2 separate regions of the Homo sapiens genome follow, and region 1 is linked to region 2. Evidence: chromatin loops called from intact Hi-C (ENCODE). Cell type or tissue: K562. All regions are shown on one strand.

Region 1 (5,000 bases), 140 kb after region 2:
ATATAATAAAAATAAATAAAAGATATATATTATATAACATATATCATTTATTTTACATAGCACTTATTATATATCACTTATGTATTTTATATATAATAAAAATAAATAAAATATATAATTATATATCTCTTATTTTATTTATAAAAATAGAAGATATATAACTATACATAATATATAAAGATATATATCATTGAATTATATATATAATATATATTATCTATTTTATATATATATAATTTATATATATATAATTATATATAATATATATTATATATATTATATATATATTATAAATATATATTACATTATAAATATATTATATATTATAAATATATATTATAAATATATTATATATTATAAATATATATTATAAATATATTATATATTATAAATATATATTATAAATATATTATATATTATAAATATATATTATAAATATATATTATAAATATATATTATAAATATATTATATATTATAAATATATATTATAAATATATATTATAAATATATTATATATTATAAATATATATTATAAATATATATTTATAATATATATTATAAATATATATTATAAATATATATTATAAATATATATTATAAATATATATTATAAATATATATTATAAATATATTATAAATATATATTATAAATATATATTATAAATATATTATATATTATAAATATATATTATAAATATATTATATATTATAAATATATATTATAAATATATTATATATTATAAATATATATTATAAATATATTATATATTATAAATATATATTATAAATATATTATATATTATAAATATATATTATAAATATATTATATATTATAAATATATATTATAAATATATTATATATTATAAATATATATTATAAATATATTATATATAAATATATATTATAAATATATTATATATAAATATATATTATATATTATAAATATATTATATATAAATATATATTATATATTATAAATATATTATATATAAATATATATTATATATTATAAATATATTATATATAAATATATATTATATATTATAAATATATTATATATAAATATATATTATATATTATAAATATATTATATATAAATATATATTATATATTATAAATATATTATATATAAATATATATTATATATTATAAATATATTATATATAAATATATATTATATATTATAAATATATTATATATAAATATATATTATATATTATAAATATATTATATATAAATATATATTATATATTATAAATATATTATATATAAATATATATTATATATTATAAATATATTATATATAAATATATATTATATATTATAAATATATTATATATAAATATATATTATATATTATATTATTATTCTATATGTTGGGATTTTTATATAATATATAATAGATAACACATATATATATTATATATGTTGGGATTTTTATATATTATATATAATAAAGATATATATCTGTTATTTATTTTTATATATAAAAATAAATGATATATATATTTATCTCCAGGACTACTTCTGAGTGATTTGCCATCTTCTGTTGATATATAATATATGTAATGTTATATTTTTATATAATATAAAGATATATATAAATTAAATATATATATATATTTTATTTATTTGTTTTTGAGACAGGGTGTCTCACTCTGTTGCCCCGGCTGGAGTGCAGTGGTACAATCTTGGCTCACTGTAGCTTTGACCTCCCAGGCTCAAGGAAACCTTTCACCCGCCAAGTAGCTGGAATTACAGGTGCGCACCACCGTGCCCAGCTAATTTTTATATTTTTTGTAGAGATGCGGTTTCACCATGTTGGCCAGGCTGATCTTGAACTCCTGAGCTCAAGCAATCCACCTGCCTCGGACTCTTAATTTTCTGGGATGACAGATGTGCTTGGCCTCTCTCTCTTTTTTTTTTTTTTTTGTTTTGAGACAGAGTCTCGCTCTGTTGCCCAGGCTGGAGTGCAGTGGCACGATCTCAGCTCACTTCAAGCTCCACCTCCCAGGTTCATGCCATTCTCCTGCCTCAGCCTCCCAAATAGCTGGGACTACAGGTGCCTGCCACCATGCCCAGCTAATTTCTTTGCATTTTTAGTAGAGACGGGATTTCACCGTGTTAGCCAGGATCTCCTGACCTTGTGATCCGCCCACCTCAGCCTCCCAAAGTGCTAGGATTACAGGCGTGAGCCACCGCACCCAGCAGCCTCTTCTCAAAAAAATCACAATATGTGAACATATTCCCAATAGAAAATTATTTTATAAATATAGCACTTAAAAAAAAATCAAAAGTCTCATTTTAGCACCAGTCACTCCCAACTCAGACTTTCCATGGCAGGCCAGGTCTCATTAACATAGGCCTCCATAACTGTCTCAGCACTGACTGAGTGGTTAAAAGCTGAGAGAGCCAGTGCCCTTATTCAAAGGCTGGAATGTAACAAAAGTCCACCAAGAGTTTTGCCTAGGCTTTTCCTGGGCCTTATAAAGCATGACAAGATAACGAAGGAATTCTTAATGGGACCTGTTTAGGATTAAACAAGTTTCATTGGGGGTCTGAAAAAACTCCCCAGGCCTCCAATGAAGAAGTTTATTGGGGGTCCTGTTAGAGCAGTGGGAGAGAAGAGAAGGAAGACGAAACAAGAGAGTGGCTCAAACACTTGAGACTGGTTTATTGAGAGTAAACCTGAGAAGGGCTTCTGGCTGGCAGGATCAGGAGCAAACTTCTCTTACAGCCTGAGGCATTTAAAAAGGGCCCAGTGGGGGCAGTGTGCTCTGGGTGTGGTTCCTATGGGGGAGGGGTTAGGGGAGTGCTGGCTGGTTGGGACTGCTGGGGACTTTGATAAGCTTGCTTAGGGTTGTTATGCTCTGTTGAAGATATAGGTGGGGCTGACTTTTGCAGTTTGGTCAGGTGGCAATGGACAGTTCTGAGAAATGGAAACTTGATAGTTTAAGGTGGTGGAGTCTTGTTAAGATGGTGGTACTCTTGTCCCATCAGGTCTGAAGGAATTCCCCAAACCTCCATGATTTAGCAGGAGACAAGATAAGGGTAATCACCCCAGCACCTGGAGCCATTTAGATTAAGTAAATTTATAGAGGAAGGTCTTCAGGATTGAGACCTTAGTTATAGATTAAAAGAAGTTAGCTGGGTGCGGTGGCTCAAGCCTGTAATCCCAGCACTTTGGGAGGCTGAGGTGGGTGCATTACCTGAGTTCAGGAGTTGGAGACCAGCCTGGCCAACATGGTGAAACCCTGTCTCTACTAAAAATGCAAAAATTAGCCGGGCATGGTGGCACGTGCCTGTAATCACAGCTGCTTGGGTGGCTGAGGCAGGAAAATCACTTGAACCTAGGAGGCAGAGGTTGCAGTGAGCCAAGATAGCGCTCCTGTACTCCAGCCTGGGTGACAGAGCAAGACTCTGTCTCAAAAAAAAAAAAAAGAAAAAAGAAAAAAAGTTAATCACTTATGTCTTCAGATGAATGTAGACTTACATGTAGACATATAGGTTAGAAGGTATATAAGCACTGGAAAACTTTCTAATTTTGAGTTAGTCTGGTGATATTTTCCAGGTCTTCTCCCTGTAACCAGTTACCCAAATAAAAATTCCCTCCTTTCCCAGTTCATCTGCATGTTGTTATTGGGCCACTGGAATAAGCAGCCCGACCCTCAGTTTGGTCTGGGAACATTTCTGCTGAGGAGGCAACTACTCTTACCAGTTGGGTATATTTTCTTCCAGGCTTTTCAGGGCAGTTATCGGTGTAGAATCCTGACAGATTGCTCTCAAGGCTTCACCACTCCACACTTCCAACAGAGAATGGCGTGTGCCTTCCCCATCACTGGTTTTTTATTGTCAATAAAGTGAGGCAAAATTTTAAATCTGATGAAATTCTGTGTCTGTGTCAGAGATGTATGAAACAGAGCAACCCCATCTTGAACAGGGGCTGGGTAAAATGAGACTGAGACCTACTGGGCTGCATTCCCAGGAGGTTAAGGCACTCTTAGTCACAGGATGAGATAGGTCAGCACAAGATACAGGTCACAAAGACCTGGCTGTTAAAACAGCATGCACTAGGGCCAGGCGCGGTGGCTCACACCTGTAATCCCAGCACTTCTGGAGGCCGAGGCGGGCGGATCACGACGTCAGAGGATCGAGACCATCCTGGCTAACACGGTGAAACCCCGTCTCTACTAAAAATACAAAATATTAGCCGGGCGAGGTGGCGGGCGCCTGTAGTCCCAGCTACTCGGGAGGCTGAGGCAGGAGAATGGCGTGAACCCAGAGGGGCAGAGCCTGCAGTGAGCCGAGATCGCGCCACAGCACTCCAGCCTGGGCGAGAGCGAGACTTGGTCTCCAAAAAAAGAAAAAAAAAAAAACAAAAACAAAAAGCAGCATGCGTTAAAGAAGCTGGCCAAAACCCCACCAGAAACAAGAGGACCACGAAAGTGGCCTCTGGTCACCCTCATCACTCATTATACGCTAATTATAACACATTAGCATGCTAAAAGACACTCCACCAACACCGTGACAGTTTACAAATGCCATGGCAACGCCAAGGAATTACCCTATATGGTCTAAAAGGGGAAGGAACCCTCAGTTTCAGGAATTCCCAGAAAACTCATGAATAATCTACCCCTTGTTTAGCATATAATTGAGAAATAACTGTAAGTATTCCCATTTGACCAACCCATGCCACTGCTCTGCCTATGGAGTAGTCTTTTTTTTTTTTTTTTTAAATTGAGACAGAGTCTCGCTCTGTCACCCAGGCTGGAGTGCGGGGGTGTGATCTCAGCTCACTGAAACCTCTGCCTCCCGGGTTCAAGCAATTCTTCTGTCTCAGCCTCCCGAGTAGCTGGGACTACAGGTGCCTGCCACCATGCCTGGCTAATTTTTGTATTTTTAGTAGAGATGGGGTTTCACCATATTGGCCAGGCTGGTCTCAACCTCCTCACCTTGTGATCCACCGGCCTCGGCCTCCTAAAGTGCTGGGATTACAGG
Region 2 (5,000 bases):
GTATTTTTGATACCAAAAAGTAAAAAAGAAGCCAGGCACAGTGGGGAGTGCCTGTAATCCCAGCTACATGGGAGGTTGAGGGAGAATCGCTTGAGCCCCAGAGTTGGAGACTGCAGTGAGCTATGATTGCACCACTGTGCTCTGGATGACAGAGATCCCAACTCTTAAAAAAAAAAGAAAAGAAGTTATGCTGAAGAAAAGAACAATAATTTTAAAATACAGTACTGCATAATCCCACTTAGAATAAATTCTAAAACAAGGCAACTAATACATTTTAATTGAAAGAAGATGAGTTTTATGGGGTTGGTGATCAGTGGTTGGGGGATGATTGCAAAGGGCATAAGGGAATGTGGGGATGGTGATGGAAGTTCATCTTTGGTATGACAATGTCTATACTTCTCCAAACTCATTGTACACTTAAAATATGTGCCTTTTGCTTTATGTAATTTTTACATCCATAAAGTTGACTTCATTAAAAAAGAAAAAAATTTTGGAATGACTCAAACTTGAACTCATATGATGGAAACAAATATCGAAGCAAAGTCTCACTTTAGTAAAATATTTGAAATAATCTAAGCAGAAACGGACCTCAGATACAGAGCCTACTTCTGATGTAAGCATCTTGGAGACTAGCCTTTGATCCCTTCAAGTAAATGGCCAGGAATATGCTGAGTTTGTTTGTGCTGGCTACTAGACTGATGAGCATCAAGTCATGTCAACGTTTCCCATCAACACACTGCAGACGGGAGACTGATAACAAGCATATAGTAAACAGGCAGATAGATAACCTAAGTCTATTCCCTCCAGGGAGGGACCATAAATATGCAAAATCTCTCCGAAATCTGGAGGGGTGATATGGTTTGCCTCTGTGTCCCCACTCAAATCTCTTCTGAAATTGTAATCCCCACGTGTCAAGAGAGGGATCCGGTGGGAGGTGATTGGATTGTGGGGACGGTTTCCCCCATGCCGTTCTTATGATAGAGAATTCTCATGAGATCTGATGCTTTAAAAGTGGCAGTTTCGGCCAGGCGCAGTGGCTCACACCTGTAATCCCAGCACTTTGGGAGGCTAAGGTGGGCAGATCACAAGATCAGGAGATCGAGACCATCCTGGCTAACAAGGTGAAACACCGTCTCTACTAAAAATACAAAAAATTAGCTGGGCACGGTGGCACGTGCCTGTAGTCCCAGCTACTCGGGAAGCTGAGGCAGGAGAATCCTTTGAACCTAGGGGGCGGAGGTTGCAGTGAACCAAGATAGCACCACTGCACTCCAGCCTGGGTGACAGAGCGAGACTCCATCTCAAACAAAACAAACAAACAAAAAATGTGGCAGTTTCCCCTGCACTCGCTCTCTTTCCTGACACCATGTAAGAGGTGCCTTGCTTCCCCTTCACCTTCCGCCATGATTGTACATTTCCCAAACCCTTCCAGACATGCAGAACTATAAGTCAATTAAACCTCCTTTCTTTATAAATTACCCAGTCTCAGGTAGTATATTCATAGCAGTGTGAGAATGGACTAATACAAGGGGGAAAAGCAGTGTTCTCCTGCTGGACTCATCACTCCACTTGGGCCTTATGTTTGGTACTGATACAATTGTCACAGTTTCCTTATTGGACACAGGAGGGTAGGTAAGGCAGAGTAGAGTTTTTTTGTTTTTTTGTTTTTTTGTTTTTTGAGACAGTTTCACTCTTGTCACCCAGGCTGGAGTGCAATGACACGATCTCGGCTCACTGCAACCTCTGCTTCCCGAGTTCAAACGATTCTCCTGCTTCAGCCTTCTGAGTAGCTGGGATTACAGGCACCTGCCACCATGCCCAGCTAATTTTTGTGTTTTTAGTACAGAGAGGGTTTCACCATGTTGGCCAGGCTGGTCTCGAACTACTGACTTCAGGTGATCCACCTGCCTTGGCCTCCCAAATTGCTGGGATTACAGGCATGAGCCACCATGCCTGGCACAGAGTAGAGTTTTATTAAGCAACAGAAAGTTCTCAGTAAAGACAGGGGTCCTGAAAGTGGGTTGCCACCAACAAGGTCAGCCCCAGGGTGTTTTGTTTTGTTTTGTTTTGTTTTTTGAGATGGAGTCTTGCTCTGTTGCCCAGGCTGGAGTGCAATGTCACGATCTCGGCTCATTGCAACCTCCGTCTCCCAGGTTCAAGCGATTATCCTGCCTCAGCCTCCCAAGTAGCTGTGATTACAGACATGCACCACCACGCCTGGCTAATTTTTGTATTTTTGATAGAGACGGGATTTCACCATGTTGGCCAGGCTGGTCTCGAACTCCCGACCTCAAGCAATCTGCCTGCCTCAGCCTCACAAAGTGCTGGAATTACAGGTGTGAGCCACCATGCCCAGCCTTCCCAGGGGCTTGTATCCTTCCTTTCTAGGGGTGTTTTTCTCATTTGCATCGTACACAAACCTCTGCTTCCTGGCTGCTTCCTGGTCCCAGTTGTTAGTGCGCAGGTGCGTTCTTCTCTATAGTTACTCCATGTTAGTTATTAGCCATAAGCACCACAGAAAAGCCCACTGAGGGGGGGTAAAACTGCACTGCAGATGTCATATTAATGATATTATAATGAGCTTGGGTCAGGTTAAGGACATTTAGTTGATTTATTGTGCCTGTGTCTAAGTCGGGACAAACATCCTTTTGAGCAAAAATTCTAGTAAAAGAGGAAGTTCTTAACCACATTTCCATCTGCTAGCTGTATAACAGGGGTGGTTGCGGGTGCATTCCTGTAGGCATTATCTTTCTTCTGAGGTCCTCCGCCTCTTATCTGCCTAACCAGCCCCTGTCTCCTCTCTCACAGTCATGTGGGGAGTCCAGGGAGCTAGGAACATTGTACCTTTACCCATTTGCGTAATTTTCACTCTGTAAATATTTCCATAAACTATGTTATCAAAGACATAGTCTGCAACACCATCTGTGGTGAGGCACCTTTCTTTTTTTTTATTTTCTTTTTTCTGTTTTTGTTTTTTTTTTTTTTTGGGACAGAGTCTCCCTCTGTCACCCAGACTGGAGTGCAATGGCTCGATCTCAGCTCACTGCAACCTCTGCCCCACACCCCAGGTTTAAGCGATTCTCCTGCCTCAGCCTCTCGAGTAGCTGGTATTATAGGCTCCCACCACCATGCCTGACTAATTTTTGTATTTTTAGTAGAGACAGGGTTTCACTACATTGGCCAGGCTGGTCTCAAACTTCTGACCCCAGGTGATCTGCCCACCTCGGCCTCCCAAAGTACTGGGATTACAGTCATGAGCCACTGTGCCCAGCCGAGGCGCCTTTCTTTTAACCACATCACTGTGCCTAGCTCTGATACCCATTGATGTGAATTCCCCAAAAGTAAAGCTTTAACAAGAATGGAGTAATTTTATAGTTCACAGTCTGAATGCATTCTAAGAGTATATAATCTTGTTCTATTTAGTTATGTCAACCTGAAATAATTGAAAGGCTTAAAATCCAGTTTTAAAGAGTTTATTCAAGTGAAAAGCTGGGAATGGCTTTTCACTTGAATAAACCTTTCTCACACAAAGACTTCACAGCTATCACAATGTCTAAGATGGAATGTTAAATATACTCTTTTAAATTGGAAAGGAGGCCAAGTATGGTGGCTCATGCCTGTAATCCCAGCACTTTGGGAGGCCAAGCTGGGTGGATCACCTGAGGTCAGGAGTTCAAGACAAGCTTGACCAATATGGTGAAACCCCGTCTCTACTAAAAATATAAAAATTAGCCAAACGTGGTAGCATGCCCCTGTAATCCCAACTACTTAGGAGGCTGAGGCAGGAGAATTGCTTGAACCCGGAAGGTGGAGGTTGCAGTGAGCCGAGATCCCGCCACTGCACTCTACCCTGGGCGACATCTTGAGGAAAAAAAAAAAAAACATGGAAAGGAAACAGTCCCCCAAAGTCTTACCTCATTCTAGTATTAGCCCAAAAGTGTGACTCCAAAGTCTCATCAGAGACAAGGCAAGTCCCTTCTGCCTAGGAGCCTGTAAAATACAAAGCAAGTTAGTTATTTCCAAGATGCAATGGGGGTACAGGCATTCGTTAATTGTTCCCATTCCAAATGGGAGAAATTGGCCAAAATAAAAGGGCTGCAGGCCCCATGAAAGTCTAAAACCCAAGAGGGCAGTCATTTTCTTGTCTGGAGACATGAGCACTAGAGAAAATGGAATCAGTGTACTCAAGTTAAAAGCTAAGTTCTTGCTCACATACACAGAAAACAAAGGAAATTAACAGGATTATGTTTTCTTTTCTTTTTATTTTTTTTTGAGATGGAGTTTTTTGCTCTTGTCGCCCAGGCTGGAGTGCAAAAGCATGATCTCAGCTCACTGCAACCTTCACCTCCCAGATTCAAGGAGTAGCTGGGATTACAGGTGCCCATGACCATGCCTGACTAATTTTTGTATTTTTAGTAGAGACGGGATTTCACCATGTTGGCCAGGCTGGTCTCGAACTCCTGACCTCATGATCTGCCCGTCTCAGCCTCCCAAAGTGCTGGGATTACAGGAGTGAGCCACCAAGCCTGGTCTGAGGATTATAAAGTTTTCTATACAAGACTAATTTAACAATTTAATCTGTTAGAGATTGTATTCCTTTTTTTTTTTTTTTTTTTTTTTTTTAAGATAGAGTTTCAACCTTGTTGCCCAGGCTAGAGTGCAGTGGCGTGATCTCAGCTCACCGCAACCTCCACCTCCTGGGTTCAAGCAATTCTCCTGCCTCAGCTTCCTGAGCAGCTGGGATCACAGGCGTGTGCCACAACACCCGGCTAATTTTTGTATTTTTAGTAAAGATGGGGTTTCTCCATGTTGGTCAGGCTGGTCTCCCAACTCCTGACCTCAGGTGATCTGCCCGCCTCAGCTTCCCAAAGTGTTGGGATTACAGGCATGAGCCACCGCCCCTGGCCACTACAGTTTGTAATCTTGACCTTAGGGTTTGTTTTCTTACAGCTGGTGTTCATTTCCTTTCCAATTTATTTATTTATTGAGATGGAGTTTCT

What was found. Peaks named below come from ENCODE experiments on the same cell type or tissue, not always from the same donor. Only the 100,000 strongest peaks of a DNase experiment are listed, where the experiment ranks them.
Region 1: it touches region 2 in a loop (8-fold over the local background); 6 of 110 quality-filtered maps call a loop at or near these places.

The regions. Positions count from the first base shown.
Region 1 is chr16:10,498,408-10,503,407 of GRCh38, forward strand. No RefSeq gene overlaps it. Among named protein-coding and RNA genes, the nearest start is that of LINC01290, 27 kb to the right of the region's middle. In K562, a CTCF peak has its summit at 2,773; a DNase peak (open chromatin) is centred at 2,814.
Region 2 is chr16:10,359,767-10,364,766 of GRCh38, forward strand. No RefSeq gene overlaps it. Among named protein-coding and RNA genes, the nearest start is that of ATF7IP2, 24 kb to the right of the region's middle. In K562, no CTCF peak of the experiment used is centred here; a DNase peak (open chromatin) is centred at 2,775.